4 separate regions of the Homo sapiens genome follow, and all the other regions are linked to region 2. A link is a loop called in an ENCODE intact Hi-C map of the cell type or tissue named here. Cell type or tissue: IMR-90. All regions are shown on one strand. Links, peaks and the distances in the headings refer to the core of each region. The heading gives the core; the rest is flanking DNA.

What was found. Peaks named below come from ENCODE experiments on the same cell type or tissue, not always from the same donor. Only the 100,000 strongest peaks of a DNase experiment are listed, where the experiment ranks them.
Region 1: a loop joins it to region 2, with 11 times the contacts of the local background. A loop is called at or near these places in 2 of 110 quality-filtered maps.
Region 3: a loop joins it to region 2, with 3 times the contacts of the local background. A loop is called at or near these places in 10 of 110 quality-filtered maps.
Region 4: a loop joins it to region 2, with 2.8 times the contacts of the local background. A loop is called at or near these places in 4 of 110 quality-filtered maps.

Annotation. Positions count from the first base shown.
Region 1 is chr13:80,211,247-80,219,057 of GRCh38, reverse strand. LOC101927238 (a long non-coding RNA gene) reads left to right here and starts at 277. Exons shown (of 5, transcript XR_245450.4): 1 at 277-603; 2 at 1,155-1,253; 3 at 7,700-7,796. RefSeq lists an enhancer at 296-796. In IMR-90, for the core only: no CTCF peak of the experiment used is centred there; DNase peaks (open chromatin) are centred at 3,457 and 4,237.
Region 2 is chr13:79,932,919-79,940,729 of GRCh38, reverse strand. No RefSeq gene overlaps it. Among named protein-coding and RNA genes, the nearest start is that of LINC00382, 64 kb to the right of the region's middle. RefSeq lists an enhancer at 3,237-4,436. In IMR-90, for the core only: no CTCF peak of the experiment used is centred there; a DNase peak (open chromatin) is centred at 3,819; H3K27ac peaks cover 2,094 bases.
Region 3 is chr13:80,129,554-80,137,364 of GRCh38, reverse strand. All of the region lies in intron 2 of LOC105370275 (a long non-coding RNA gene), which reads left to right. Among named protein-coding and RNA genes, the nearest start is that of LINC01080, 120 kb to the right of the region's middle. RefSeq lists an enhancer at 3,820-4,319. In IMR-90, for the core only: no CTCF peak of the experiment used is centred there; a DNase peak (open chromatin) is centred at 4,324; H3K4me3 peaks cover 674 bases; H3K27ac peaks cover 373 bases.
Region 4 is chr13:80,080,119-80,087,929 of GRCh38, reverse strand. No RefSeq gene overlaps it. Among named protein-coding and RNA genes, the nearest start is that of LINC01080, 73 kb to the right of the region's middle. In IMR-90, for the core only: no CTCF peak of the experiment used is centred there; DNase peaks (open chromatin) are centred at 3,829 and 4,989; H3K4me3 peaks cover 467 bases; H3K27ac peaks cover 497 bases.

The sequences.
Region 1 (7,811 bases), core at 1,460-6,459, 280 kb before region 2:
TGGCTCACACCTGTAATCCCAGCACTTTGGGAGGCAGGCAGATCACCTGAGGTCAGGGGTTCAAGACCAGCCTGCCCAACATGGTGAAACCCTCTCTCTACTAAAAATACAAAATTAGCCAGGTGTGGTGGCGTGTGCCTATAGTCCTAGCTACTTGGGAGGCTGAGACAGGAGAATAGCTTGAACCCAGGAAGCGGAGGTTGCAGTGAGCCGAGATCGCACCACTGCACTCCAGCCTGGGCAACAAAGCGAGATTGTTTCAAAAATAAAAAAATAATAAAAAATAAATAAATCAAGACATTGAATGAAATCTACTATATAGGAAGTACTAAGAAATCATAGCTATAATTAACGGTTTTCCACATTGATCTAGTGATTCGTGATTAACTGCTCTTAGTGAAAAATGAAGGCCTCCTATATCACAGGTGGTCAGCATGGATATGGGTAGCTGTACTGTAAATAAGTCAGCTTCCACAGTGATTTCTCTCCACCTCCCTCCACTCCCCAAAGCGGCTCGGGATGCAAAGGAGGTATATCAGCTCCAGTGGCGGACTTCACCTGCAGAGGACCAGAAAGCAGCTTGGCCCTCCACTGCAGAGGGAGGTGAGTTTATCCTCCTGGTCCATACTGAATGGTTAGCTTTAAACAGGAAGCTTGCTCACTCTTTGAAGATAAAGCCCTACAGTGATTAGCCTGGAGGTAAATGCTGGGCTGTGGTGTCAGTTTTTCTGCCTGCAGGAGGGGTGGAGGGGACTGTAGGTGAAAGTTGACCTAAGCCCCTTGTTTTTGCTTCGTTTCTCACTCCTGCTCTCCTAGTTGTCAACTCTGAGCCCATAGTGCTACTACCAAGAGAATGGCCCACTAAGCTTCCTTGTGGGCATTCTCTGGAATGCGCGTTCTTCCCCTTTGTTTCTCTGCAGCTTTCAGCTGCTCATATCTACCCGGAATTTGTTGACGTCTCTTGTCTGCTAGTGAATACGCCTACTCCCTACCTTCCCTTTATTGTTATCAGTTTATTCTTTTTCCCACTTCCTTTGAGTCATTTTAATGTGATCTGGGGGCAAGGTTTGTGACTCAAGAGAGACATACTTTGTGCTCAGAATAAAATGTTGATCCCTCAATCCCCCTACTCCTCCTGTCTCTTTTAATTTTAGATTAAGTTTTACAATTATCCTGCAAAGGAAATATTACTATTCCAGTTCTTCATATGAAAATGAAGAAAAGCTTTAGTGTTACTCTGGATCACGTGACTGGTAAGTGATGACACCTGGACTCAAATTCAGATCTTTCTAATAAAAAATCACAAATTTTTTCCTCTAAGATCCAAGAATAGGGACTCAATATGAGGATAAACATGATAAGTACTTAATATTAAGCATTTAGAAGAAAATCAAAATATTAGTTATACAGATTTTAACACTATATGGACAAATTACTAAGATTATTATCTGAGTTTTTTAAAAAATTTAGGGCATGGATTTCTTTATGCATTGCTGGTAATGGTGTTGGGATTCTATAGTTATGGAACCCATGACAGGGAGGATTTTGAGTCTTAAGACTGGAACACCTGTGGCATGTTCTCTTCCTTTACCCGTTCCAGGCAGTGTTTATTATCAGTTCAGATATAAGCATATCTGCCACAAAGAGACCTGGACTTTTTATTCTGCTCCAAGGCCCTTTAGGTGGCAAAGGCCTTCAGCCATGTTCCCCAGAAGCAAACGCAGTATAGATGTAGAACCAGTCAGTTAATTCAAAACCACCACTCTAGCAGAGGTCTGAATTATAATTTCAATAAGAGTCACCTTTTCTCGGTCACGGTGGCTCATGCCTGTAATCCTAGCACTTTGGGAGGCTGAGGCGGGTGGATCACCTGAGGTCAGGACAAGACCAGCCTGGCCAATATGGGGAAACCTGTATCTACTAAAAACACAAAACTTAGCCAGGCGTGGTGGCAGGCACCTGTAATCCCAGTTACCCGGGAGGCTGAGGCTGAGGCAGGAGAATAGTTTGAACCTAGGAGGTGGAGGTTGCAGTTAGCCGAGATCACGCCATTGCACTCCAGCCTGGGTAACAAGAGTGAAACTCTGTCTGAAAAAAAAAAAAAAAAAAACCATCAACAACAAAAAACAAAGAGTTATCTTTTCTCTTTCTAAAACATGATGAGAAAAATGTTAAAAAGTCTGAAGGGAGTATGGATGTATGGTGAAAATACTGCTAAACATAATCCAATAACTCCTTGGATTTAGATTTGAAAAAATGGATATGCTGTTATTAGTACACCAAAAGTTATGTTTTACTGCAACTCACAACAATCTCTCAGTAAATGCAATCTGAGATGGAAAGGAAATTATCTCTGTATTTAACCAAAAATGCAATATTCAACTGTTCAATTGAGCCTAGTTGCCCTGAGTCCTGTGGTTGAGGAAAGTCATCAAACTATAGGGTACTGATTCCTTGTTACTTTTTGGATGAAATTTGTAAGTTTAGCATTTACAAATAGAACTTTGCTGGAAGATAGAGCATGCGTGTTTCTTCTGAGACTGGTGGCTGCAGCTGGACTTCTTCCTCATGACCACATTGCCGTTAAGATCAAACTTTGTCTGTGATTAGTTATCAAGAAAAATATACGGTTTTGACAATATGACTTAGCAACTTGAAAATCTTGGCTGGGTGCAGTGTCTCATGCCTGTAATCCCAGCACTTTGGGAGGCCGAGGCGGGTGGATCACAAGGTCAAGAGCTCGAGACCATCCTGGTCAACATGGTGAAGCACCGTCTCTACTAAAAATACAAAAATTAGCTGGGCATGGTGGCTCATGCCTGTAGTCCCAGCTACTCGGGAGGCTGAGGCAGGAGAATCGATTGAACCTGGGAGGCAGAGGTTGCAGTGAGCTGACATTGTGCCACTGTGCTCCAACCTTGTGACAGAGAGAGACTCTGTTTCAAAAAAAAAAAAAAAAGAAAAAAGAAAATCTTCAGGAGTTTGCAGATAAATCAAACTTGAGAAGCAGAGATATAAATATTCAGGGAAATAAATGATAGAAGAAAAAAATTCCTAACTAAATCTGAAAATATGATGAATTGATCCAGATCTCTAATAAGACAACCTATTAATACAATGTTAATACTAGTTTCCTGCCCAAAGTCACTGGAATTTTTTCTTATATACAAAAGGGCTTATTTTATTTCTCAGATATAGCACCTACTTGGTATGCTTAAACAAATAAAATTCTAGTTAATTAACGTGTGATTTTCTCTCTCTTAGCTGAAATATTTCAGTAGCCATTCATTCTATTTATTAAGATTGCTATACTTTAAAAAATTTAGATATACAAATCTGTGTATGCGTAAGAAGTAAGAAATGGGGCCCAGCTTTTGTAAAGTCAATGAATGACTACAGTTGAAAGAATACCCATGTATTTTAACAACTAGTGCTGTAGCCAAAACATGTCTGCTTACATTCTTTATTTCTCATAAGTGGAATTTCTTGTGAAAGGTTTTGTTTGTTTTGCTATACTCAGAGAAAAATGCACTCATCGGCGAGTTGGACAGGGAATTTTCTGAAAGAATAAAAAGCACATGTTCTGACCATCACCACCTGTCTTAGTCTCAGCTCAAATTTGAACCCAAAGTTTAAAGCACTTAAGAAGCATCTAAGTTTATTACTGTTGTTTATGATACAGTGGCTTCTGATTTTAAGAAGACAATCAAGGAGCCAGGAGTTGCTAGAAAGCAGTTCACTTACAAAATATAGGGGAACCTGGGTATCTTCACTTGCAACATGCATTGTAATGGAATCAATATCTCCTATCTTTTGTAATGCAGTATAATTTTATACCTATTTCGGAATGGCTACTTATTGTAGGATAAATTGGTGTTGACCTATGTTGTTCAAATACTTTGTATGTGTTCGTACAGTAATATAGTCGTGTTCAAAATAAATCCCCACTGTAATCTGTCCATACTCAAGTTGGAAAAAAAAATCTTTATGTTTGGTTGATTTACTTCTACGTCCGCTCTATAAGTGAGAATAGGACCTCCCCCACTTCCGCCCGGTTTTAGAGCTCAAATGTGTTTCAGATTAACCTCTCAAATATACAATTCAGTTAACTTGTTTAAAACATATTGATTCCCACTAGGCATTTCCACCTGGGAGGAACTGATTTCTATCTAAGTATGTAAACTTTTGCTTTTCCCCTGGCCAAACACACACACACACACACACTCACACATACAGTCACACAGTGAATGTTTTCACATTGAAACTGAAGATGTAAATGAAGGCCTGCAGTCTCTGTCTGGTTCTAGTTACAAGGTCTGTTTGTTGACATCACAGATGAAGGCCTGCTGTGTCTCTGGCTCTGTCTACTCCATTTCCCCTCTAATTAGGCTTTGCCCTCAATTAAGTTAATGATGCAACTTTCCCTATAGATCATTTGCCCTTTCAATCAATTAACAGAATATGAAGGGTGCATCCCTCCTTGGCTTGGGATTCATTTGCCCGAGGGCAGACTGTTCCGCTCCCAGAAGTACCACATAAGCAAAAGCAAGATGTTTACTATATCACATATTATCCCTGAGAAAATCAGGCCTAATAGAAGCCTTAACTAAACTGCACTTCATTATTGATTTGTGTCAGGGTAAAGAATTTATCTGAAATACTAGACCAGGTCAAAAATATTAATGGGAGTGTTGTAAATATAAGGCAGTTCAAGACAAATGTAGAGTTAATATTTTAAAACAGAAAAGACTTCTGCAATGTCAAGTGGAATTATGAAACACACACACACACACACACACACACACACACGCATACCTAAATGACCTGAACAAATACTTGAGGTTTCTATCATTTGTGGGTGAAATCACAATGGTCTCTCCCAGACAAGATTATTTTTTATTTCTCAGCCTGTACTCAAAGATTTCAGAATGCATTTAAATGTAATTTGGTTTTAAATAATAAAGATAACCACAATAAGATTATTATAGAACCCATATGTCGTCTGTACCAATATTTGAATGCTGCAAAGATCAAGATTTTAAGATAAAGTTAGCTGATGCTTTCTTAAAAGGTATGACGATTAGGTTAAAAGACAAATATGATAGTTTAGCATTTTATTGAAAGGCAGGATTGAAATAGATGTAGAACTGCAACAGGGTTCTACAAAGAATAGAAATACTAACTCTACATAGATCATAAATATCCTGTAGAATATTGTTTTGTTTAACAGAATGTGGCCATTCTGTTAAACAAAGGCATGTTTTCACATCTTTTTTTGCCCATATAATAGGTAATGCCTCTTTGTGATAAAATAGAACTTGACTTTTCTCCTCCAGCTTTATTAAATTATAATTGTCAAAAATTGTATATATTCAAAGCGTACAATGTGATGTTTTGATATGTGTAGACATTGTGAAATGATTTCCATAATCAAGTTAATTAACATATCCATCACCTCACAGGGTTGCCTTTTTGTGTGTGTGTAGTAAGAATGGTTAAGATTTACTCACTTAAGGAATTTCAAGTATTCTGTATACATTATTATAATTTTATTTATTTATTTATTTGAGACAGGGTCTTTGTCTGTCACCCAGGCTGGAGTGCAGTGGTGTTATCATGGCTCACTACAGCCTCCTCTTCCCAGGCTCAAGGGACCCTCCTGCCTCAGCCTTCCAAGTAGCTGGGACCACAAGCATGCATCATCACGTCTGGCTATATTTTTGATTTTTTGTGGAGATGGGGTCTCATTATATTGCCCTGGCATGTCTCCAACACCTGGGCTCAAGCAATCCTTCTGCTTCCACCTCCCAAAGTGCTGGGATTACAGACATGACCCACTGCGCCCAGCCTTGTGTACATTATTATTAAATAGAGTCACCATGCTGTATATTAAGTCTCCCAAACTTATTTATCTTATAACTGCAATTTTGTACACTTTGACCAACATTTTCCCATTTCCTGAATCCCTCAACTCCTAGTAACCACCCTTCTATTCTCTGTTTCTATGAGTTTGACTTTTTTAGATTCCCCATAAAGCATTTGGCACTTGATGGAAGATTCAGATAAAAAGAAATACCTCCACTAAAAAGTTGTTAAAATCTTACATTACTAACACAATCTAAGGGAACAAAAATTAGCTGGGCAAGGTGGCACATGCCTATAGTCCCAGCTACTCAGGAGGCTGAGGCAGGAGAATTGCTCGAACCCAGAAGGCGGAGGTTGCAGTGAGGCGAGATCGTGCCACTGCACTCCAGCCTAGTGACAGAGCAAGACTCCATCTAAGAAAAATAAAAATAAAAATAAATTAAAAAAATTTGTCATATTTGGATGTCAGCCTGAAGAAAGCAGGGAGTCATGGAAGGTTTTAAAGCACTCTGCATTGAACAAGCTCAGGTTATGTACACACCAGTCCAGGGATATTTAGCTTTAGCTCCTTAAGCACCAGCCATGAGTGAACACCAATGGGTTAAATTCATATTGATTCAATCTCAGCATATCCAAACCTTAACTCATGATTTCCCCTCAGAGACAATGTTCATCTTATTTCTAATTTCTCCATTTGTAGTAATGTTCTTGCCACACAGCAAAGAAACAATCATTAACAGAGCACCTTGGGGATAAAAGCAGCAAAGCCCACCTATAAAAGGTCCATTTAGACCTAGAGAAGGAGAAATGATTCAATCTAAGCCACATAGGTAGTAGGGCACAGAAATAGAATTCTAGTCCAGTTAGAAAATACTCTATAGCCATGTTTTTCTACATAATCGAAGTTAAATGATAATTAATAAAGATGACAAAAACAGTAACATTCAGGTTACTTTGGGATGTGGCACCAGGTGAGAGCATGAATCAGGATACTGAACAATACCCCAGGAAGAGATGGATGCCTTCCCTCAAGAGGAGAGCAACTCAGGTAAGAAAGAAGAAAAGTTAGGTTCCCAGAAGCCATTCTAGGGAAGGCATGCTCTATCTAGGGAGTATGAAGATTGCACTCCCTGGTACCAAAGGCATAACCCATTGCTGATACAATCAGGCTGATATTCTATAGCCATTTTGTACAATGTAAAAGCTCTTGGGCTAATGAATGAACAATTAATTTTATTACTTTCATTCCTTCTTTAATGGTTTAGAGAGTATTAACTGTAAGTAAGTAACTGATGTACAATTCAGATATATAAGCATCCAGAATTCATTGGTGATGTTTTTAAAATAACCCCCATCTGTATGTCTGCAGGCCACAATCTGTTTCATCCTTCTTCCTCTGCGAACATCATTTCACATGAAACTTCATCTGGCCTTTCTCAAACTGCTGAACTGTTTCTGGGACAGGACTGGCTCCACTTCAATTGAGTGGATGTGGAGCACTGGCGCACTAAAATTTTAAACACACACAATACTACTTCCCCCATTCACACTGAATTTAGCTGATGGTATTGTGCATGCTAGATAGCAAAGCTATAATAGATCAATGAAATATTTGGGAGCCAAAAATGTGTTGCCCTATTCAAGCAACTTCTTTATTTTCCTTCCTGTGAGTAAAAATGCCTTCCTCACTCTTCCTTTGGGTAGTCTTTCAAACAGAAGACAGTTAAATTAGGTTCCATGGCTGTTTGGTTGATCCCTTGCTATGAAGAATCAGGACAATGTCATCTCCATGATAATCTTTAATTTGCACCATTTTTTCCGTTTCTTTTTTCAGCAGTACCTTTGGCCCACAGTGTTCTTATCTTATAGAACACACAATTAGCCAGTGAAAAACTCATAACTAGTCTATCTAGTGGAGAAAAATTCTTGTGGTAAGTATCAGAAAT
Region 2 (7,811 bases), core at 1,480-6,479:
ATTTTCTCTTTGTCCATACAGCATGAAGCCAGCTCAAATCTGTACTCCTAAAAATCTCTGAATAGAGATCTTATAAAATGCCATAATTCCGCTGTGATCAACTACTTGTGGTTGTGGGAATGGATTATAGCAAAAATTCTTATAGACGTTTTCCCCTAAAAATAGACATAGATAATAATACATGAAAGTTGTAATAGAAATTAAAGTCTATTCATCTGAAAATGGAATTCTCTCATTTCACTGACTTAAAGTTAATTACTTATCAAAATTAGTAACTGATCTTTTCTCTCCTAAAAGATCCATCCCATTCAGAAATCCTGTTGAAGAAATGGCTAGCTGCTACTCACAGAGTAGTAACAAATAAGATTTCAAATTGCAGCAAACACACTCAAGTACATTTTGATAAACACACACCCAAGAAATTTGGGAAGCTAAGGTTACGAGTTTGAAACGTTATTTTCTTAATGAACAGCAGTAGCACTATTCTCAGGAAACATACCACAGAGGGAAGTGAGATTTTAAATCTATTTATTTATGTTTCTGAAGAGGATTTAAGTAATCCTGCTTTTATACAGCAGGTGCCACAGCAGACCAAAGCTTCTAATAGAATATTAGTGCAGTGAATTTATATCAAGAATGATGGCTCTTTTGAAGAATGCAATGGTACACAAACAGGAGGAAGTCCATTCGTCCCTTTAGCTCCTGCCTTCCCAGTTTACCTTCTTTTCTTCACTCCCACATTGTTAGTTTTTCCCTTTTGTGGGGAGTTGGGAGGATCTGAGATGACATGACATGTTGCTGCTCAGGGTTTCTAGGCTCTAATCCCTTAAAACAGTTATGCGCATGGGCACTAAGCAGGAAAGTACTCACACAGTGACATCATTCTGAAGTATTAAAATTTGCCACCAGAATTGTTTTCCTCTTCAGAGAATGAGAGCTACAGATAGTGATATTTTGTGTGTGTGTGTGTGTGTGTGTATGTGTGTGTCCTGTTAGGGAGAAAAAAACACTTGTAAAATTCTTAGAAACTGAAAATGCATCAGTGAATAGGTCTTTATGTTGGATATTTATGGGGAATTTGGTTTGTTTTCTGATTCTGTTTCAACTTTTAAGGAGCACCGTTAATGTGATTAATTAGCAAGAATTTATTGACGTGAAAAATCTAGACAGCCGAATATATATGATTTTTTTAAATGTATTTTTTCAGGTGAAACTATAAACTGGAGGCCTAATTAAGACCTGCTGTTTCCTGAAATTTTGTGTGCGCAGCCCTGGGAAGGAAAGTTGCACGGAGCTTTCCTTGAAGGGGTAATCTTGAGAGAAAATCCTGGCATTCTAGTCACTTCTTTCAAACATAGCCCTTACTTAAGAACCACAGTGAATTTATGTCTACGGTAAACATGAAAGCCTGTTATGGAACAGGCTTAGGGAAAACTCAAATCAACGTGATCATCATGAGTTTTGGACTTCAGCTGCTCCTAGCCAATGTTTCCAAATTTACGCTGAAACACCATTATAGATCATACAATTTTAGCCTGTTGACGTTTTCTTACCTCTTCTTTTCCCGTTACTTTGTTAAGAATGGAAGTCACTCTTCCTAACAAGAGAGAGAAAATCACCTTGCAAGAAATATAATAATTCAAAACTATTCATTGTAAAATAATTTGACTTTTGATGAGGTTGCAAAAGGCCTGAATTGAACAGATTTCTGACCAGCTCCCACTTTATCTGCTTTCATTAGAAAAAAATTTTTTCCTAATGTTGCTTTTTTATTAAATAGTTCCAAACATAAACTTTAAAACATAAGAATTAAAGAAATCTATATATTTCTAAATCTTCAAGATTTTATTAGTTTAGCAACATATTTGTATGGCTTATCCCCAATGTCTCAATCCAGTGGTGATAAAACTTCTGAAGTCCAAATTGCTTCACAATATGAGTATTTTTTACTCACTTGAAGTAAGCTTTTTTCTAATGCTTCAGGTAGAAAATAGGAACTACTTATAACTTGAGAACAGAAACCAATCTCCTAGTTGTCATTTAGTTCAACATTTTGAACTGATGTTTTTGCTAACTCACTAAATTGTAAGGTGTGAAAGTCACGGAATTTTTGTAAAAATTTTATATTTCTTTAATACTGTGAAAAGAAAACATGCCCAGTTTGCAAACCTCAATCAAGAAGCAAGTTATTTCCTTTAGATAATGCACTACGTATCAGCGCATAAGGGATCAACTCACAATATATAGTCCTGATGCATAATTCTGTATCCCCTAAGCCAGACAGCCAAAACACTTACTTACTCACAGAGAATAGCCAACACAAAAGCCCCTTTTTCCACTTCATGGGTAGGGCCTCATTATGTGCCTTCCTAAATATGGAGGGGAATTGAGGTCCCTACTTCCCTTTATAATGCTATTCAGTGCATTTGTCCAATAACTCATTGTCTCAGAAATTGTCTTGCTCACTTCCTATAGACATTCTCCTGTCTCCTCAGTGACACGTTCGTGGAGATAGACAGACATTCACAGTCGCCTCTTCTGGCTTCTCTGGCTCCACCTTGATGCATTCTTGCCTTATCCCAGACCAGGCCAGGCTCTTGCTCTGGATCTCAAAGGCCCAGGCCACATAAGGGCAGAGCAGCCACGTCAGAGCTGCTCCTGGCACCAAGAAAAATTATTTGCCCCGAGAGGCAAACACAGCCCCAGCAGTGTCCAGAGTATCAATCCCTCTCTTCTCTGTTATAAAAGGCCCTATTGTAGAAACACAAATCATTCAGAGATGGCATGTACAATGTCTAATCACTTAATAGCCACTGGGCACCTACTGGGTATGGGCCCCAAACTAGATACTGTCTGTAACCTATTCACTAGAGGGAGACAGGAAGGAATATGACACAGATTTATATTCATCTCCTGTTCTAGCCCAGTACACCATGGCCAACACACAGCCTTTGAACAAGTAGACAATTACAGCCATAATAGAGATGAGAATATTTTTATCTGTAAGTAGCAAGGTAGGGGATAGAACACAAGCTTGCTATTCACACTGACCTAATTTCGAATCCTGCTTCTATACTTAATCAACTGTGTGGCCTTGGGGAGCTTACTGAATCCCTCTGGGATTCTCTGGCCTTGTTTGCAAAAGGAAAATAATAATCTCTACACCATAAGTGCTGTGAAGAACAATGTAGAAGGTAGAAAGGCCGAAAGCTATGTGAGGTATACAGAGGACACAACAGTATTAATTCCCTTACCCATCTTTTGATTTCTAAATAACTGTCAAGACATTTTATATTCGATATCTTATTATTTGAACCTTATGCAAATCCTACTTGTATGTACTTTAATCTCAGAGATAGAATTTTAGGTCGTTGGATCTCTTTTTGTTTCCCTTTTGGAAATTTGATTGAAAAGATACACTTGTTTTCTCCAATTACCTTAGCTTTGCTCCTTGGCAAGTTTTACAAAACACCCGAAGCCATAAAAAGGGTTAATTTTATTCCAGTGTACCAGATGTCTTCAGCACCTTGACTTTAGTAATGTACTAAGAACAGTAAGTCTTTTTAATGAAAGTGAAAGGTATGCATTGTACTTAAATCTGGAGCTTTCTCCCCTGAAGAAACGCTGCCGCTGGGACTGCATCCCGCCATTTTAGACGGGGTGAGATATGTTTTTGCTTGCGTTTACCCTTCTGCAGTACATTTTCAAGCGACTGCAGTTGGTATCCAAGCAGTTAAAACTACATCAGCACTAATAGCTATGAGCTCATCTTGTATAAAGACATTTTTAGTTAAACACCACAATCTTGGGGGGAAAAACTTAGCGTGCTTAACCAGGCCAGCTTGGAATAGCTCACAATATGACGCATACCACAGGAAACAGAGTGGTATGAGGCACCTACAAAATATTTTTCAAACAAGTCATTGACGCTGTAAGCCCCATGCCTCAGCTTTAGGAAGTCACTTATTAAGAATCAACACCAGCCGTGCCAAGCTAAGCTTTTGCTCTTGGTGATTTTCCAATTGAATATTCAGGGCCCTGTCTCAGTCTTGTTTTCAGGGAAGTACATGCCTGGAATGTTAGCAAGCTATTTGCTGGAAAAAATGCCCACAACAGGCCTAATGTTGATCACATTAATGCGTTTGAGTGGGTATAGAGTGCAAATGATTGAAAATGCTTCCAGATCCCTGTTGCAGGGGACAAAGCAGGCTCTGTTCTCTGATCTGATGGTCATTTTTTTTCCAGTGGAGGATGTGGCGCAGGAAGAGGGAAGAGTGCCAATCTCTGTCTAATGGTTCCAAACAGGCCCTGGGCCTAGCTCTTTGGATGCTGATGAGTGGGAAATGAAACACAGATGGGTCAGATGGGTAAGGAGAAGGGGATTACAGGTCAGGCCAAAGAGTTGGAATAAATTAAGTGCTTATAAGGTACAGAATGGCACATTGTTTAAGTGAATGGACAGGGAAAAAACATTCCTGCATTGTTTGGTCCAGTGAGTGAACTCAACATTCCTCTTCCCAGACCAACCTAGGCCACAGAGATCCCCATCATCAGAATGTATATGAGCAACGAACCAAACTGTGGCCAAATGGTGCCTGAAATATTCTGCTATACCCCAAAGCAGCCAATTTTGTTTTATTACACAGGAGATGTAATTTATTGGGAGAAATGTTTGGGTTCATATGTCAGATCATAGAGAGTCAGATTTGGGGTTCCCTTGGGGATCCGAGGAGAAGGTGAGTAACCACAAATTAATACAGCAGGGAAATAAAGTGACAAAAGAAATGTTTCATTGTGCTTGAAATATTGAACCAATTTCCCCCTTTTTAGCCTTTTAAACCTTTGCTCACAAATCAAAGAGTAGCTCAACTTAAGAGAACTCAGCAGAAGCCTGTCATGCCCAGTAATGACAACAAAAAAGGTGAAGTCCAATGTATCCTTGGTTTTAAGTGTCTTCATGACACAGGGAAAGACAGTAAAAATGACTTTCTGAGGATGTTAGAAAATGATCGAAACTATTAGATAACTAAAAAAGAAAATGCTGATAATCATAATGGATCTGTCCATTTTGTGTTCTAGGTGTGTTAGAAAAAATCATGAAATCCCAAAGTGTATACAAACCTGATTATTCAGCATTAGGTAATTATAGGACAGGGTGGGTGAATTGTGTTTACTTGAAGGCACAAAACTAATAGAATGTTAAGGGCAGAAAGTGTTACATAAAGAAGAGCTAAAGTTGCAGTTGCCAAAAAAATTAGAAAGTTCTAAAGCTTGGAATTGATGGTTTGTTATTTTTTTCAGTATGACAGAAATTATTTTCAGAAGCTTATTTTCATACCAACCATGTTTCCATTTTATGGACTTGACCTTTACTGGAATATCCCACAGGCAAAACTGGAGACAGTGGTTGTCTGTAATCATCAGGGATGCTCATGCTTCAAGTATTAAGAGTGCCTGTTTATCAATTGGTGTGTTACAACTCCAGAGACTACAGGGAGATCATTTCAACTAATGAGTATAGAAAGTCTTGATGCAGCATATCTTTCAAAGGCTGGTAATTTTCACTGTTGTTAATTTTAGTAAATTGGTTCAGTGAGCAATATCAATTATATGTATATATCATCTTATTTTCTACAGTCTATGACTTCAAAACTAATAGCTGTATTACTTGTAATTTAAATATTTTATCTTTTCTCCTGACCTCCTCCCCTTCAAAACCTTTATTATGCTAATGCTCTGAGTCTTGAGAAGGGGATCCAGGAATAAATGACCAATTCTTTTTTTCTTTTAATTTTATTTTACTTTAAGTTCTGGGATACGTGTGCAGAACGTGCGGGTTACATAGGTATACATGTGCCATGGTGGTTTGCTCCACCTATCAAACCGTCATCTAGGTTTTAAGCCCTGCATGGATTAGGTATTTGTCCTAATGCTCTCCCTCCCCTTGCCCTCCACCCACTAAGAGGCCCCGGTGTGTGATGTTCCCCTCCCATGTGTTTTCATTGTTCTACTCCCACTTATGGGTGAGAACAGGCGGTATTTGGTTTTCTGTTCCTACGTTAGTTTGCTGAGAATGATGGCTTCCAGCTTCATCCATGTCCTGCAAGGACATAAACACATTCTTTTTTATGGCTACATAGTATTTGATATGTATATGTGCCACATTTTCTTTATCCAGAAATGACCAATTCTTAAAGCAAATTTGAGAAACAACCATAATACAAGCATCAATATTAAGAGTTTGAGGGCCAGGCCTGTAATCCCAGCACTTTGGGAGGCTGAAGCGGGTGGGAGGCTGAGGTCAGGAGTTCAAGACCAGCCTGGCCAACATGGTGAAACCCCATCTCTACTAAAAATACAAAAATTAGCCAGGCATGGTGGTGCGCATCTGTAATCCCAGCTAGTCGGGAGGCTGAGGCAGGAGAATCACTTGAACATGGGAGGCAGAGGTTGCAGTGAGCCAAGATTGTGCCACTGCACTCCAGCCTGGACAACAAGAGCGAAACTTGGTCTCAAAAAAAAAAAAAAAAAAAGGAAAGGAAAGAAAGAGTTTGAGGAAAAAAAAAAAAAGACTACAGAGAAATTTATACCTTAAGCTGAGAAAAACATAAAACTGTTATTCATTGAAAGAATGACATAGACTTATAAGAAACTAATAACCAGTTTGGGGTATTTGCTGTTTCTTTTCCAATAAAATGAATGCTATTTTTTCAGTCTCCTTCTCTCTCTTGACTACAAATAAAATAAAATAAAAAATGGCAGTGGGAAATGTTCATGGAAGAACCAGAAGGTGGAAGTTTGTGTGTTGGGGGGGTGGTGTTTAGAAATGGAGATGTCACTATGTTGCCCTGGCTGGCCTTAAATTCCTAGGCTTTTGATAATGCTTAAATGACTATGTGTTATATCATAAAATTGGAGATAATTATTTTCAGAAAAAAAATATGTAACAGGATAAGATTCCCAGGAGATTGCTGTTTTATCTAGAACACATTTTCAATGGGACGTCAGATGAGTGGGTAACAGGGCATTGGGGCTACCACGGAGTTCCAATGTGCCTTATGGAGCTAGACCCTGAAGGTGGTAGAAAGGGGAGTAACAGAGATCTCTCATGTGCCTTTGAGGATACCTGGGCCACCTGGCAAGAAGCCAGGTATTACTATTGGATGGAAAATGTCCTGAGGCTAGAAACAGCCAGTCCAACATCTAAGTCTAAGGTATAAGCCTAATTCAGGACACAGAAGCTTCCATGATAAACACTCTTAAGTTGGAAAAGCAGGCAGTAAGGGTGAGGCCATGGCTACCATCAGCTGGTACAATCTACCTGCAGCCATGCCTGACTGTCCACTCACACAGGACACATCTTTGGAGGGATGTGGCCCTTAGGTTTACCAGGTAGGAGAAAATACTAGAAAAGCACAGCTCCCTGGAGTAGTGGAATGAATCTATCATCAATACCATTCCTACAGTTATTCTGCAATTAACATGGTACAGTAGGCAACAATTAGGAAAAAAAAAAAAACTCTTAAAAAGAGCTTTATATTTTACATGCTCCAGACCCCACAAAACTCTAATTTACCCTTGGGATTACCATTTATGAGGTGGAAGTAGCAAAAGAGTTTTTGGCGAGAGAAGGGAAGTATACAATTGGTTTCTTGATATGCCTGGCTTGAAGCACTATAGAATTTAGGCAAAGCAGTCCATTTGATAGCTAAATATAGTCTCACTAGTAGGACTGAAAATCAATTCTTCTGATAAGTTCTGTACACTGGGGTACACAACTTTTGAACCACATCATATGTCTTTCATTTAAC
Region 3 (7,811 bases), core at 1,760-6,759, 200 kb before region 2:
ATGAGGTTAAATATAAGAGTAACTACAACAACTAAACAACCTCTATGAGTATCTAATATATATCAGACACTGTGAGCAAAAGAAATCAAGGGATGGCTAGAAGCCCTTGGAAGGAACTACCAAGTGAACAAGTAACATGAGCGTGTGCAGAAAATTAACTTCAGCTGTACATAGTTTACACCACCAAGGGCTCCTGACGTTCCATGAGCATTGTTGTGCTACTGAACTGACTTGGTATGGTGAGCTACAGAAGCAATGTGATCAAATGGATGACGCGAGAGAGCTGCAGAAAGTACAGTCTGAATTAAATGGCACCATCTTGGGAGACTAACTTACTGTGCTCCCTTCTCTCCTGTTCCCTTCCAACACAGGTGGTAACAGTGGAAATGTAATGCCAGAAAACCTGATTAGCAGAACTTTCTGTTCCATTTTATAGTGATTTCAACCTTGATTAGTTTTCTATCCTGAAACTTGGGACTCACTGGCTGAGTGAGTGATTAAGTAATAGTGATTATCAAATATGTTTTTAATACAGAAACATTTTTTAAATTACCTTGAAAATAAATTTATTACATAAGGTTGCGGCAGAATTTTTAAAAGACTCATCCAAGATAATATATTAATATATAATGCATATAAACACATATGAATACTTTGTTGTACACTTTAAAAAAAAACAGTAAAATACCGTTGTGTCTGAACGGTAAAAAAAAGATATGAAAAGTTAGTTATTACTCAGTTAATCCAGAATTGATAAAACAAGAAAACTCAAATTCTAGAGTGTTTTGTTTTTTAATTTTATGAAAGGGAAGGAATAAGCAGAATTAATGTTTTGCTCATTCAAGTGACAACAAAATTTGTATAATGCTCTACAGGTTATAAAACTCTTATCCGAGTTAGCTCATTTAATTCTTATAATAGAAGGATGTGACTTTCCATAAAGGTTGTAGTTTCAACTAAGCCTAGGTCTCTGAATCAAATTCCATTCCTTTTTCATCCCATCGTCACTTCACTTCACTTCACTTTTACACCATGTAAGGTCTTCATGGACTGAATTCCTAAACAAACAAACAACCCCAAGACGCTACAAAGAACATGGGAGTACAGATCTCTTCAAGATCCTCATTTCAGTTTTTTAGAATAAATACCCAGAAGTGGGATTCCTGGATCACATAGTAGTTCTATTTTTAATTTTTTGAAGAACCTCCATACTATTCTTCATGGTAGGTGCATCATTTTACAATCACACCAACAGTGCCTGTGAGTTTCAATTTCTCTGCATCCTCATCAACACTTGCTACTTTCTTTTTTTTTTTGAGACAAAGTCTTCCTCTTGCCCCCAGGCTGGAGTGCAATGGCACGATCTCGGCTCACTGCAACCTCCGCCTCCCGAGTTCCAGCAATTCTCCTGCCTCAGCCTCCTGAGTAGCTGGGATTACAGGCATCTGCCACCAGGCCCAACTAATTTTTTTGTATTTTTAGTAGAGACAGGGTTTCACCATGTTGGCCAGGCTGGTCTCAAACTCCTGAGCTCAAACGATCCACCCGCCTCGGCCTCCCAAAATGCTGGGAATACAGGCGTGAGCCATGGCGCCCGACCATTAATGGCAATCTTAATAGGTGTGGGGTGATAGCTCCTTGTGGTTTCTGATTTGCATTTCCCTGATAATGACTGACAATGAGCATCTTTACATATACTTGTTGGCCATTTGTATGTCTTCTTTAAAGGCATGTCTATTCAAGTCCTTTGCCCACTTTTTTGTTTTTCTGAGATGGAGTCTCACTCTGTCACCTAGGCTGGACTACAGTGGTGCGATCTTGGCTCACTGCAACCACCGCCCCCTGGGTTCAAGTGATTCTCCTGCCTCAGCCTCCTTAGTAGATGGGATTACAGGTGCCTGTCACCATGCCCAGCTAATTTTTGTATTTTTAGTAGAGATGGGGGTTTCACCATGTTGGCCAGGCTGGTCTCGAACTCCTATCCTCTGGTGATCCACCTGCCTCGGCCTCCCAAAATGCTGGGATTACAGGCATGAGCCACCACACCTGGCCTTGCCCACTTTTTAATTTAGCTATGTGTTTGACTGCTACTAGTTGTAGGAGTTCCTTATATAATTTAAATATAACTCCTTATCAAATATATGATACTTGCAATCCTATGTTCATTGCAACTACTCACAATATCCAAGAATTGGAAATAATCTAAATGTCCATCAGTGAATGAATGGATAAAGAAAACAGGCTATATACATAAAATGAAATACTATTCAGTCATAAAAACAGGGAAATCTTGTCATATGCTACAACATGGATGAAACTTGAGGACATTACTTGATGTGAAATTAGCCAGTCACAGGACAAATACTGCATGATTCCACTTACATGAAGTATCTAAAGTAGTCAAAGTCATTAAAGAAAAAGGTATCATGACGGTTGCCAGAAAATGGGGGAAGAGTAAATAAGGAGTTGCTGTTCAATGGGTATAAAGTTTCAGTCATGCAGGATAAAAATGTTCTAGAGCTTTACTGTACAACATTGTGCTTAGAGTTAACAATAATGTACTGCACACTTAAAAATTTGTTAAGGGTATAGATCCCATTTTATGTATTTTTTTCTATAATTTTAAAAAATGAAAAACAAAAATGAAGAATGAGAGAACTAAAAAGCAAAATCTATTCAAATGATTAGTTGACTATTTCTGAATCTAAATCTACTGCAGATGACAATTCAGGCCATTACTCAGGGCCAGTCTTTGTTCCACTGATAAGCAGTTGGGGCAGTGAGGCAGGAAAGCCACCTGCTGAGAACAGGGTCTAAAAGAGACCAGAGGTGGGATACATGCAATTAACCCTTAACCTCTTCCCGGCTCACCATGATGGAGCAGCTGATTTGCCTGGCTCTCCTCCTCTCTATATTTTCATCTCTATATGCCCTTAAAATGTAGCTGCCCCAAATTCACCTCCTTTTTTGGGGAAAGTAGGTATGTATGGATCTTCATATTCTGATCGTCTTGAAATGAGTTAGGAGAAGCAGTATTTTTCTTTTCTGGTTAACAGTCAAGGAGATCTCTGGTTTATGAGAGTAAACTTGGTTACATTTTCAGCTATAAATGACTGGCTCTCTTAGGAAATACAAATGGACAGTACTTGGAGGCTGGAGGAGTATGGAAAATCTGACGAGGAAGGTGTGGACCTGGCCAGTGGAAAGCATTTTGGTGGGTCTAATGATTTTGGGAAAATCTCTGCAAGGCTGGAACATTTTGCCACACGTAAGTGGTTATTTCCTTAGCCTCTTCTACATTCACTGAGAGCTCTGTGTAGCTGATTGGAGAGTGAGAGAACTGAAAAACAGTCCCAGTATGAGTCTGTCAAGAGAGATGCTTCAGTGTAAGTAAGTTTTTCAGATGTGTTGCATGTAACAGAGCCTGGTTTCAAACAAAATCTGCCTCATTCTGGTCCATTTAATTCTTGGAAACATAATTTTATATATCCAGAAAGTCCTTTGAGCCCTTCGAGGGAGCACTGTAAAGGCTTTCACCACCACCTTACCGCCGTTCTGTCAAAGCAGGAAATCAAGTCCTGCCAAATGCAAATGAGCTCAGACTCCAAAAGGCCAAGTGTCAAGATGCAGAATGCTGCCGGATTTAGAGATCATGCCCCACATAGATATTTGAGGGTCTAACAAACTATAGAAAGTCATCCTGAACATATTGAAAATGTGTGATTTCAGAAATCCTAGCACGTGCAAAACCATTTTTATATTAGTAAGTCAGAATACCTTTCCTTCCTTTTCATGGTGGCTTCAGAACCTCCAGGGAATTTATCAGAGCCTCCTGTTACTATGGTTGTCTGCTTTCTGTTTTGGAAGAGAAAGGCTTCTTTTTGATTCACATGTCATAGCTGTTCTAAAATAATGCTGACTCAGTGTCTGAAAGATAGCATTGGCTTTGCTGAAAGAAAATAGAAACCGGTCCTCTAAAACCTACTGCTGTCCCTCAAAGAGTTAACGGAGTCAGTTCCAAAGGAGTTAGGCAACGGCTGAAACAGGATAATAAATGTGACACTCTCAGATTATCAGTAGCAAATATTTGATCTTATCAAATAACAGAGGAAGTAGTTTAGTTACAAATAAACCAATCTCTCATAAAACAAGTTTTCACACAGGTTCATTTCATTGAGCTGGAGACAGTTAGAGGCCACTTGTAGGCAGAACTCCCACTCTGTACACTCTGTAACAGCCCCTCGTGATTAATGGACAGCCAGGGGGAGGCTGCATCCTGCGGCTCCAGGCTTCATATCAGCAGAACAGCCATAAACAGCATCTCAGGATTATTGCGAGGAAGTGACTCCTCCTCTGGGAACATAGCTGGGCTTGTGCTCCTTCTCCCTCACCACCCGCCTTCTTTCTGTCCCGCTCGCTCTTTTTCCCTGTAGAGCAGAGACCATCGTGTCCTAGAAACTATAGTAGATGTCACTGCTTGGCACTTGCTGTGCAAAGAGAGGACAAGTATGTGGGTGTGAGGGGGAGGTGGAATGCTACTCTTAAAGTAACAGGGACTGTGCTAGCCAGGGCCTCGATGGAGGCTTTTTTGTTCCAGTCTTTGAAACCACTTTGGTGAAGGCATCCAACTTGGAGTCCAGAAAAAAGTACAAACACTGTTTTAGAGTAGGAAAAAAAAAGTTAGAGCTCCTTCTTTCAAAGTAAAATTCTCATTGAGATTAAGAAGAAGTAAAAAAAAAAAAAATCCTGGTAAGATTAGAGTAAATTAGCAAGTAAAAAGAAAAGGAGAGAAAGCTGGCAAATTTTTGGTGTGTGAATATCATCTCTAATGAAATAGAAATATGAATACTTCTATGTTATAATTTCATGGAAAGTTTGTTTTACTCCCCCTAAGGATTGTAAAAATAAAGCATGCAGATTATATGAAATATGGAAATAGAAACATAAAGCTGAAAAAATTCAACCATGACACCACCATTTGAAGGCAACCATTAAGAACACTTTAGTGGATTTTCTTCCAGGCTTCTTCCAACATCTTTTAAAAAGAGATTGTTGAGACCTTAACCATATGTAGAATTTTCTTTCTTACTATTTTCAGCCAACATTTTAGCATAGTCATGACCCCATCATGTTATTCAGTCTTTTCTTATGTATAATCTTCAGGTTGTAAAATATTTATTTTGCAATTTTAACAAACATAGGGCAGTTTTTAGAATAGGTATGTATTCACGCTAAAAAGCAATGCTTGACTGCTTTATTTTTCAGATGTACTCATTTATTAAAAATTATTTGCTTCGAATAAAAAATTTGTTAAATTGTAATAAAAAATTAAAGGGAAAATTCTATGCTATTATTCTCATGGTTAACTCATTAACTTTTATGTTTAAATATTCTGGGAATTGTATTTTCTGCAGAATTAGAAAAGATTCAGTCCCAATCCCCTAGCCTTATAATGTACTTAACCCCACTAATGCTCTTTCAAATGCATAAATCCAGAAGTCAAGATGAATTTTAAAGACATGACATTCACATTTACCCATTGTTCCCCCTCGACCTACAGTACCTGAATTGAGATACATTTTGCTTATATGAGATATTGGGAACTACTTTTGGTGACCATTATCTTTTCTGATCCAGGAACTGGACACATTTTCTCCCAATCAGCCTCAAAGCCATTATACATTCTCCACAGTAATTTCACTGTGTCTCTCCAACAATGCTTCCCTCTTATTTAAAACCCAAAATAAAAGTTCTGCTGGAAGTGTTTGCATAGAAATATAGTTTCTATGCAAAAACAACAGGCAACCCTCTTATTTTTCTTATCCTGAATTCATTTAAAATATGAAACTTGCCTTTTGGAATAAGATGGGTCCTTTTCCTGTTTCCAGAACAATGCCCACGAAGGGTTAAAACACTGTGGTCACTCAGTCCCTGGGGGCGGGGCTGGTGGAGACTGCACTGCCTGCTCCCAGGGCGTGGGATTCAGCTTGTTTCCAAATAGATTTCCTCTAAATTGACTTTCATTTTGATCCCTATGAGACTTACGTTAAAGGGCAAAAAATAGTTTCCTCTTAGAATAAAATCTAGACTTAACTAGATTTTTTTTTCTTGCCCCCAAATAGATGTAATTTAGAATATTTTGGTAGTTTTGAAACCTACTTCTTTTTGCAGAATCCAAACCGAACGTTAATAGGCTTCCAAACATTTTGTTACTTGTACTCAGAACTTCTTGAGAAAGCAAATCCCAAATACTGAAGCATATTGTACTTGCAAAGCACTAAATTTTAGCCCCGTGTCTCTCTTAAGAGATTTTCTTTAGGTTAACGGTAGCTCTAAATTAAAAGAAAGTTTGCAAGATAAAGAAACCTACAATTTGCACTATCAATTTAAAGAAATATTATTTCTTTACCTTTTTCTTCAAAACATTTGTAGTAAGTAAAAAAACTTACTTATGTTGAGTAACATTATATGACGATGGAAGTAAATGAACATTTATTAAGCACGATAGTACCTGCCAGGTTTTATATACACTTAAATATTTAATTTAAACCTTACAACAATAATGGCTTGGGATAGGTATTATTATCCTAGTTTTATCAACCAATTAACTGGGTGTGGTGGCTCACATATATAATCCCAGCACTTTGGAAGGCCAAAGAGGGAGGATTGCTTGAGCCCAGAAGTTCAAGACCAGCCTGGGCAACATAGCGAGGCTCTATCTTTGTGCATGCATGTGCATGCTTGTGTGTGTGCATGCGTTTGCACGCACACACACACATAATTAGCTGGGCATGGTGGCACAAGCCTGTAGTCCCAGCTACTTGGGAGGCTGAGGTAGGGGGATTGCTTGAGCCAGAGAGGTCAAGGGTATAGTGAGTCGTGATTGCACCACTGCACTCCAGCCTGGGTGATAAAGCAAGACCCTGTCTCAAAAAATGAAATAAACAATCAACCTAGTATAATTAATAAAGTCTGGAAGACAAATTATCTCAAATTTGAAAGGGAATTTATTCACTTAACAAAGGTGTTTCTTGTAACATATGACATTGAAATACAAAACTAAAAAGTGAATTCCAATCATAGTGATAAATTCTAAAAAAGGCAAACCCATTTAAAGACGCAATATTGTTTTCCTCCCCTGAAAATTCAAAATTGATATTTTTTATCGTTTCTAAGAACCATGCAAATGTTCGATGGCAGAGTCAGTCTCGAAAGTCAAGGACTAAGTGTGGATATAGTTTCAATACCATAATCTGAGGTTCCCAGCAATCCTCTTATTTTTCTTATTCTGATGAACTAAGATGTTTAATATTTTTCTCGCTCACTCTCCAGTTTCCCTGATTATTGTTATAGCTCCTTGTTGGATAATTTGCCTCAATCCGATTTCTGCATGGTCAAACCACATTTCCATTATTGGAACAGAGGACACGAAAAGCCTTGAAAGGGAGGTAGTTGAAGTAAACATGGGGGCAAGGAAGAACGCCATGTGAATCATCACTGTAGCTACTGTTTACTGAGGGCCAGCTCTGTGGCCAAGTTGGTGCCAGGTGCCTTGCTTGTAATTCTCACAGCAATTCTTATGTCTAGTTGAGGAGTTTGAGGTTCAGGTATTTAAAAACTTGCTAAAGATAAAAGCTAGGAAGTGCTAGAATTGTTATTTAAACTGAAATCTGTCTGACTTCAAAACATTGACGTTTGTAGTTGTAGTGATTTTCTAATATTCTCATTTATCACAGTTCAGAGGCAGATATTGGCAAATAAAAAACAAAAAGGACCCAAATGCATCACATCTAAAAGGTTATCAAGAAACT
Region 4 (7,811 bases), core at 1,772-6,771, 150 kb before region 2:
AGGGGCTTAAAACCTAGGTGACAAGTTGATAGGTCCAACAAACCATCGTGGCACACATATACCTATGTAACAAACCTGCATGTTCTGCACAAGTATCCCAGAACTTAAAGTAAAAACAAACAAACAAAAAACCTATAGAGAAAGTAATATATCACTATAATATTACTATTTTAAAAATCAGTTATAAAATAAGACATCTTTTGAAAGGGTTAATACATTTGATATTTCATTATTGAAGGCTTACTCTACACCCTGGCATTTTCTTGTAGGTGCTGGAAAAGATAGGCTGCAAAAGATAGGCTTGCACCATGAAGCTCTAACTCCATTAGAGAAGACACACATTTAGCCATCACAAGGTGGTATGGACACTTAAAGGTCTCCATTTACTTGATCAAAAAGTCTAGGAGAGGGGTCAGCAAACTAGACTTTCTTTCCATAAAAGGCTGGATAGTAAATATCGTAGGCTTTGGTGCCACATAGACTATGACAACTACTCAACTCTACCTTCATATTTTGAAAGCACTCATAGACAATGTTTAAACAATTGGCATGTTCCAATAAAACTTTATGGACACTGAGCTTTGAATTTCCTATACAGTTTCCCACCGAATAACAATGTTTGGGTCAAGAAGGGACTGTATTATACAACAGCGATCTCATAAGATTATAACGAAGTTCAAAAATTCTTATCACCCAGTGTTTACCATACTTTTAAAATTTATTTTATAGTCTATTCCTTCTACTTATTTTAAAAGTTAACTGTAAACAGTCCCAAGCAGGTCGTTCAGGAGAAGGTATTCCAGAGGAAGGCATAGTTATCATAGGAGATGACAGCTCCATGCGTATTATCGTCTCTGAAGGCCTTTAGTGGAGCAAGATGTAGAAGTGGAAGGCAGTCACAGTGATGATCCTGACCCTGGGCAGGCCTAGGCTAATGTATGTGTTTGTGTCATAGTTTTTAACAAAAGCCTTAAAAAGTTAAAAATAGAAAAACGCTTATAGAAAAGGGATATAAAGAATAAAACTATTCTTGTTCAGCAGTGCAATGTGTTTGCATTTTAAGCTAAGTGTTATTACAAAAGAATCAATAAGTTAAGATTAAAAAGTTTATAAAATAAAATAGTTATAGTAAGCTAAGGTCAATTATTATTGAAGAAAGAAAAATACTTTTGTATAAATTTAGTGTAGTTTCTGTATACAGTGTGTATAAAGTCTATCATAGTGTACAGTAATGTCCTAGGCCTTCACATTCGCTCACCACTCACTGACTCACCCAGAGCACCTTCCAGTTCTGCAAGCTCCATTCCCAGTAAGTGTCCTATATAGGTGTATTATCTTTTACCTTTTATGCTGTATTTTTACTGACCTCTCTTATGTTTAGATACATAAATACTTACTATATTATGGTTGCCTATAGTATTTAGTACAATAACATACTGTACAGGTTTGTAGTCTAGGTGTGTAGGAGGCTGTCCCATCTAAGTTTATGTAAGTACACACCCCAATGTTTGCTCAATGGTGAGATCACCTAATGATGCATTTCTCAGAATATATTCTTATCGTTAAGAGATGCATGACTGTACTTTGCGTATATCATAAAATCTTTTCCTTCTGATTCTTTTCAACCATTTAAAAATGTAAAAATCATGCTTTGCTGATAGTCACAGGGCATTAGAGAAGATCTAAGGAAAGAGCATCTAAACTGAGAGCTGGGGAGAAGTAAAATTAATCAAGGGCAAGTTTGGAGGAGGGGTGAATTAGAGCATACTCCTAGTTGAAGTTCCCTGAGGAGCAATAGAAAAATTTGCACAAAAGGCCAGCTGTGATGGCTCACACCTGTAATCCCAGCACTTTGGGAGGCAGAGGTGGGTGGATAGCTTGAGGTCAGGAGTTTGAGACCAGTGTGGTCAATGTGGCAAAACCCCGTCTCTGAAAATACAAAAATTAGCCAGGCGTGGTGGTACATGCCTGTAATTCCAGTTACTCGGGAGGCTGAAGCAGGAGAATTGCATGAACTTGGGAGGCAGAGGTTGCAGTGAGCTAAGATCATGCCACTGCACTCCAGCCTGAGGGACACAGCAAGACTCCGTATCAAAAAAAAAAAAAAAAAAAAAAGTTCACTCTGTTGAAGCTTTCTACCCTTAATAAAAGCAGTTCAGGATATACATAGCAAGGGGAAACTTTTTTGTAACTTTCAAATCACACAACACATGTGACCACCTAAGTTGACTACCAGGAAGACTGGACTGACTATATACGCTGAGTGTAATTTTCATTGTATTGCATTTGCCTGAAGGCCTGTGAAAGCCACAAATGATTACCTTATTTTCTTGCTACTTTGGCAAAGCAGATATATTAGTGCAGAAAATATGAGATCACAAGTGTGTGTTCATTTAACAATGCTTTGGCAATATAAGTTCCAGTTGTCCTTTAGCTCCATTGGTACAATTTTTTGTAACATTGGACAAGTCACTTTCCTTCCTTTACGTCTCCATTGGTACCCGCTAAGTAAAACCAATATCTACCATCAAGTCCACCATAGTTATCCTAAAGCACACAAAATATTCTGCCATGCATATCAAAAGAAAATCCTCAATTTTAGAGACACTAGATAAGTATGTATCTAAGAGTAAACATTCATATTGTACAAAGAATAAATTAATTCAAATTCTGATTTTAAAAAAATTCCTGGAGGATGGCTTGAGGCCAGGAGTTTGAGACCAGCATTGGCATCATGGTAAGACTCCCATCTCTACAAAAAAAAAAAAAAAAAAATTAGCCAGGCATGAGGGCATGTGCCTGTAGTCCTAGCTACACAGGAGGTTGAGGAAGGAGGATCACTTGATCCCAGGGGTATAAAGCTATAAGCTATCATCGAGCCACTGAATTCTAGCCTGGGCAACAGAGTGAGATCCTGTCTCTAAAAAATTAAATTAAATTAAAAAATTAAAAGTTACTGAGTGTGGTGTTGTATATTTGAAAATACGATATGGTTTTCACTATTTGGCTGCTCTCAAAACACGTGCATTTGGAAGCCATGGTTTTTTCAGTTTCTTTTTAAACTGATGTGGAAAATAAAGTAGATTAATAACATTCAATTTTAATCAATATCAAATTTGTTCCATGTGCTAAAATGCAAGATAATCTAGCAAAAAATAGTGAGCATGTATTTGGTGCTGGGTTCAATACTTGAGTGGAGATAAGGCAAAAAGATTTTCCTGCTAATCAAGCCAGCACTGTGTGCTTGCAATATTAATTTAACATAACCACAGTAACTAAAGTGTTAAGTGCTATCAAGGGTTTGAATCCACAAAGGTTAGTAAATAAATAAATAAAGCAGCCCTTCTGCTCATTAGGAAGCCATCCAAAGCCCGGAAGAGAGAATCAAGTTCCTAATTTATGAGTCAGCCACTTAAAAAAAAAAAAAAAAAAAAAAAAAAAAAAGAGTCAAAGCTAACACACTCATTCCAACAGCTTTTCCCATGCTGGTCTTTCTGGAAAGATAAATTCCTGCAGGATTATTTTTTGGAATTACTACCAGTAAGTTCTATTATACTGTCAGACCTAGAAAAAATTATTTCACTAGGACTTCAAACATGAGATTGAATAAATGATTATGGCAAATTGTTGTTCCTAATTAATTAAAATGATTTATATGGCATGCTGTGTAACTGAAGAATGCAAAAAGTGAAAAAAAAGAATGTCTTTGTAGTAAAGTAGATTTGTGTAAGTGGAATAAAAGCATAAGAATAAGCTTCCATGAGCGAGTTCTACAACTGAGTCATCTATTTAGCCTTCATTTTTGGCAGCATCATTGACCAGTGAGCAGGGATTTACCAGAAAATTGTTGACCACAATAATCAAATTTTGCAACAAAAATTCACAGATTGGACGTCATGCCGTTGACTATATAAGACAAGTTAGAAGACACAATCTATTTTGCTTTTGATTCTCAAAAGCAACAGTTTGTTTTATGCTTTTAAAATTCCCCATTAAAATAACTTCTGATTCTATTCTCATTGTCTCTTTTGCTCCTGGTTCCCTTCCTTCACCTCCCCTCCTGCTCCCTCCAATTCTGACCCACTGTGGTCTCCTGGCATTGTTCTGACATTTGCCTGGCAGAACATAAAACAACAAATATGTTCAATTTGAGTGGTTTCCTGCAATGTTATTCTATCAAACTGGCAATTTCCGAAAGGATTTAGAAAGGAGCATACAATTCCTCAGACACCGGGAGGTCTGACAGTGACTGCCAAAACAGTCCATGCTTTTAGCGGGCCGTAATATCTGAGCACACAAAAACATCCCTTTTTCTCAGGTTTATTTTTTATGCTTAATACCGAACAGACTTCAGAGACTTTCTAAGTGGCCAGAGAGTACTATATTTAGCACCTTAAAACTCAAAGGAGTTTAGAATATTTTGATATGCATGGTGCATGGAGATCCAATTTATTCTACAGCAGTCACCTATGGTAATGAAATGTTAATCAAGATATTTAAATTACAGCTAATGGAATGATGGCATCGTATAAGGACCAGATGTAAAATTCATTACCATAGGCTCTGTTTATTCCCTGTATAGTCATTTCCTGCTCCCCTCACCCAACATTTGACATTTCCAAGATGGTGGCAGCTTTGGAAATTTTATGATTTGATTGTGGTTTGGCTTGAGTTCAAATTATAGGGTCTGAATTTGATCAAATTAGACAACTAATGCCTCAGGCAGGAACAGTGCATGCCAATGTCAATGGTGTTAAGATGTACTATAGCATTAACTTGAGACAGAATACTGCAAACCCTTATGGTTCATAATACTTCATGTCCACAAACTATCCTTAAAACTATAATAGATGGATGTGGCCTGTGATGTATTATTATTATTTCAGCTCTTGGAGGGCTGAAATCTTTTGATCCAGAAACATGGACTTCTTGTGAGTCAATTCATTTGTGTTCACCAATGTGTACAGCAACCACATCCTTAACCCTCCCTCCTCTGCAAAAGCAGCATTGTTGAGGAGTCATGGTGGCATGCTTGTGTGACTTGTCTCATACTCTACTGCAGTTATTGTATTCATTCTTCCATTTCATGTCAAATTCTGGCACTGTGTTAAAAGACATTCCAGTGTAGTTTTTGCTTTAAAACAAGAGAAATGAGTTTATAGATTCCTGCTCAGAAGATATTTGAATAAACAAATCCTTACATTTTTATCTTTGATGAAAACTCATCTTGTTTTATTTCCCTTATGCAGGCTGTCTCATATCCTAAAATTCAGCAAGCACAAGGGACACAGTCTTTGGGCTTCATGCAGTGTGACAACATGGCCTTTTGGCAAAACATCCTAGCACCAGGCAGTGTCCTAAATAATGCCTTGTAAGTAGTTGTAAGCCCTTAGCTCTGGAAGGGCTTCCATAACTGTGTCCTCTCTCAAACTTCTGAGGTCCTGGGAGCTAGTAGAGTAAGGAAAGATGTTTAGTTTCCCTGCCTGACAGCACCCACCTCCAACCTTCCTCTCCTGCATGACTCCAAATTTCATCACTTCTCAGGTCTAAGAGGAAGGCTCTGAACAAAGCATGATGGTGTGGGAAAAAGTCACAGACTAGGACTCAGTTACCTGGTGTTTGCTTGGCAACTAACTGCATGCCCTTGAGCAAGTGATTCCACCTCCCAAGTCTTCAATTTATTCAAGTAATCAAGTAAGAGGTTACAGTCCATGATTTAATAACAGAAACAGTGACTGAATTCTTACACCTAAAACTGAAAAAATATTGAGTTAATAGCAATTAATATTGTTGAAATAGAGTAGATGTCAATTCCTCCTATATAAATAATGCCCTGCTTGCCTTTATGATACTTTTGTAGCAATTACTTTACTGTATGCATGTTAATCAAAAGATCACACTGGGCGTTTGGGACTTCACCTCTGGCTTTGGTATGAACCAGGTCTTAAATAACCGTGTGACCTCAATAGCTCACTTATTTTTCTTACCTGAAAAACAAAGAAAAGAGATCGATTTCATGGTCGCCAAAATCTCTTTGTCTGTTATCCCATAAATGATGCCTATGCTCAGCCTGGTGCCTTTGGGAAAGTCAATGAAAGCAAACATAAGATGATTAAGAGCTAAACTATGTCTTTAGCATGACACAGGTTTGCCTCAAACCTGGAAACTGGAACTCTTAGAATTAATAGCAGGAAAACAAGTTATTGTATAATTGATTTTTCCTTAAAGTATGCATTTTCATTTATCAATTACCACGTAAGAGGTCATCTCAACATTAGAGGACTTTAGTTCATAAGCATATAGCTGTTAACTTCTTGGTATATTCCAAAGTCTCTGGTCTTTTAAGTAAATCTGCTGACTTTAGTATCTAACTACCTAGTTTCCCTAGATACTATCTGATCTGTCTTGATTACTGTCAGAACCTCCGTTATAATTAGGGTTATTCCCTAGTTGAAGAGGAAAGATAAAATTATAAAACTCTTTTGCTAAAACACACCATTTCATTTGGCATATTCTGTGCTTTTCCTAATCCACCCCCAACCCCACATATTTAAAAATGAGAAGTGAGGTAAAGGATGGTTTTTTCTCAGTCCAATGGAGAGAGCTGACAAGCCAGACTAATAGCTAGTCGTAGGAGATCAGATAACATTGTCCTAAAAGGAAATGGAGGCTGGGGGTCTGCAGTTTTATTAGATCTCCAGACTGTGTGATATCCCAATTATAATATCCTTGGCTCATTTTATGCATCTTAAACTCATCCCAAAAACAATATTGAAATTATCTTTCTATCTTTTCATATGTTTAATTTTCAGAGACTTTGAGTTTGATTTTTGTAAAAAAAGATTTTATTTTTCATAAGAAATATAAGAAATATCATATACATGAAGCCTGGAGTATAAAATGATCTAGATTTCTAAATAAACTTATTTCAGTCTACAGCCATACCACCCTGAATGCGCTCAATCTCGTCTAAATAAACTCACTTCAGAAAAAATTTAAAATAGCATTTGTAACTAAGAATGTTCAGAGGAAATACTTCTTAAATATTGGAAGTTTTTCATATATATATATATATTTGTGTATGTGTCTTGTTTTCAGAAGAAAAAATGTCTCAATTCTTCTAATGAAGATCTCAAATTAATAAATTTTAGAAATCAGGATTATAATTGTGACTGTCTCACAAAATTACTTTTTTACTTAGGGAAAAATAAATACTTCAAACACTTTTCTATTTAGCAGAGTCTTTTTTAAAAATTGAATGTATGTAGTCCAATGATTAAATTATAGCTTTTTCCATTCATAGTTTGTAATTACTATTAAAAAATGAGTAAATAAAATGAACAATATTTGCTGAATTCTATAAGTTTTCAAATGTCTATGATACATTGGCAAGTGATGTATATTCAGTGATCTTGCCTGTAAAATAGGGGTTTTGTCAGCAATGACCTCAAATAGATGCATAGCTTGAGAGTTGACAGTTCACAGACATCAACTGCGATTAACTTACTGGCGTTAAATAAAAGATCTCTCACTAGGGCTAAAACCATTAATTAGTACGCAAGATGACATTTCTTTCAAACCTTCATTATGATAAGAGCTGTCAGATCCAGAAATGCCATCTGACCTTCTGATTCATGTACAATATTAACGCTTGGGAAATAATCTTTACCAATTAACCTTTGTCTTGGAATCAAATTTAAGTTGTAAGACCATAATAGACTTTACTCTTTGTAGAGAGCAGTAAAATATCAGCACTTATACATACAGGAGAAAGCAGAAATGAGATAAAGATAAAAATTTGTCCCAATGTG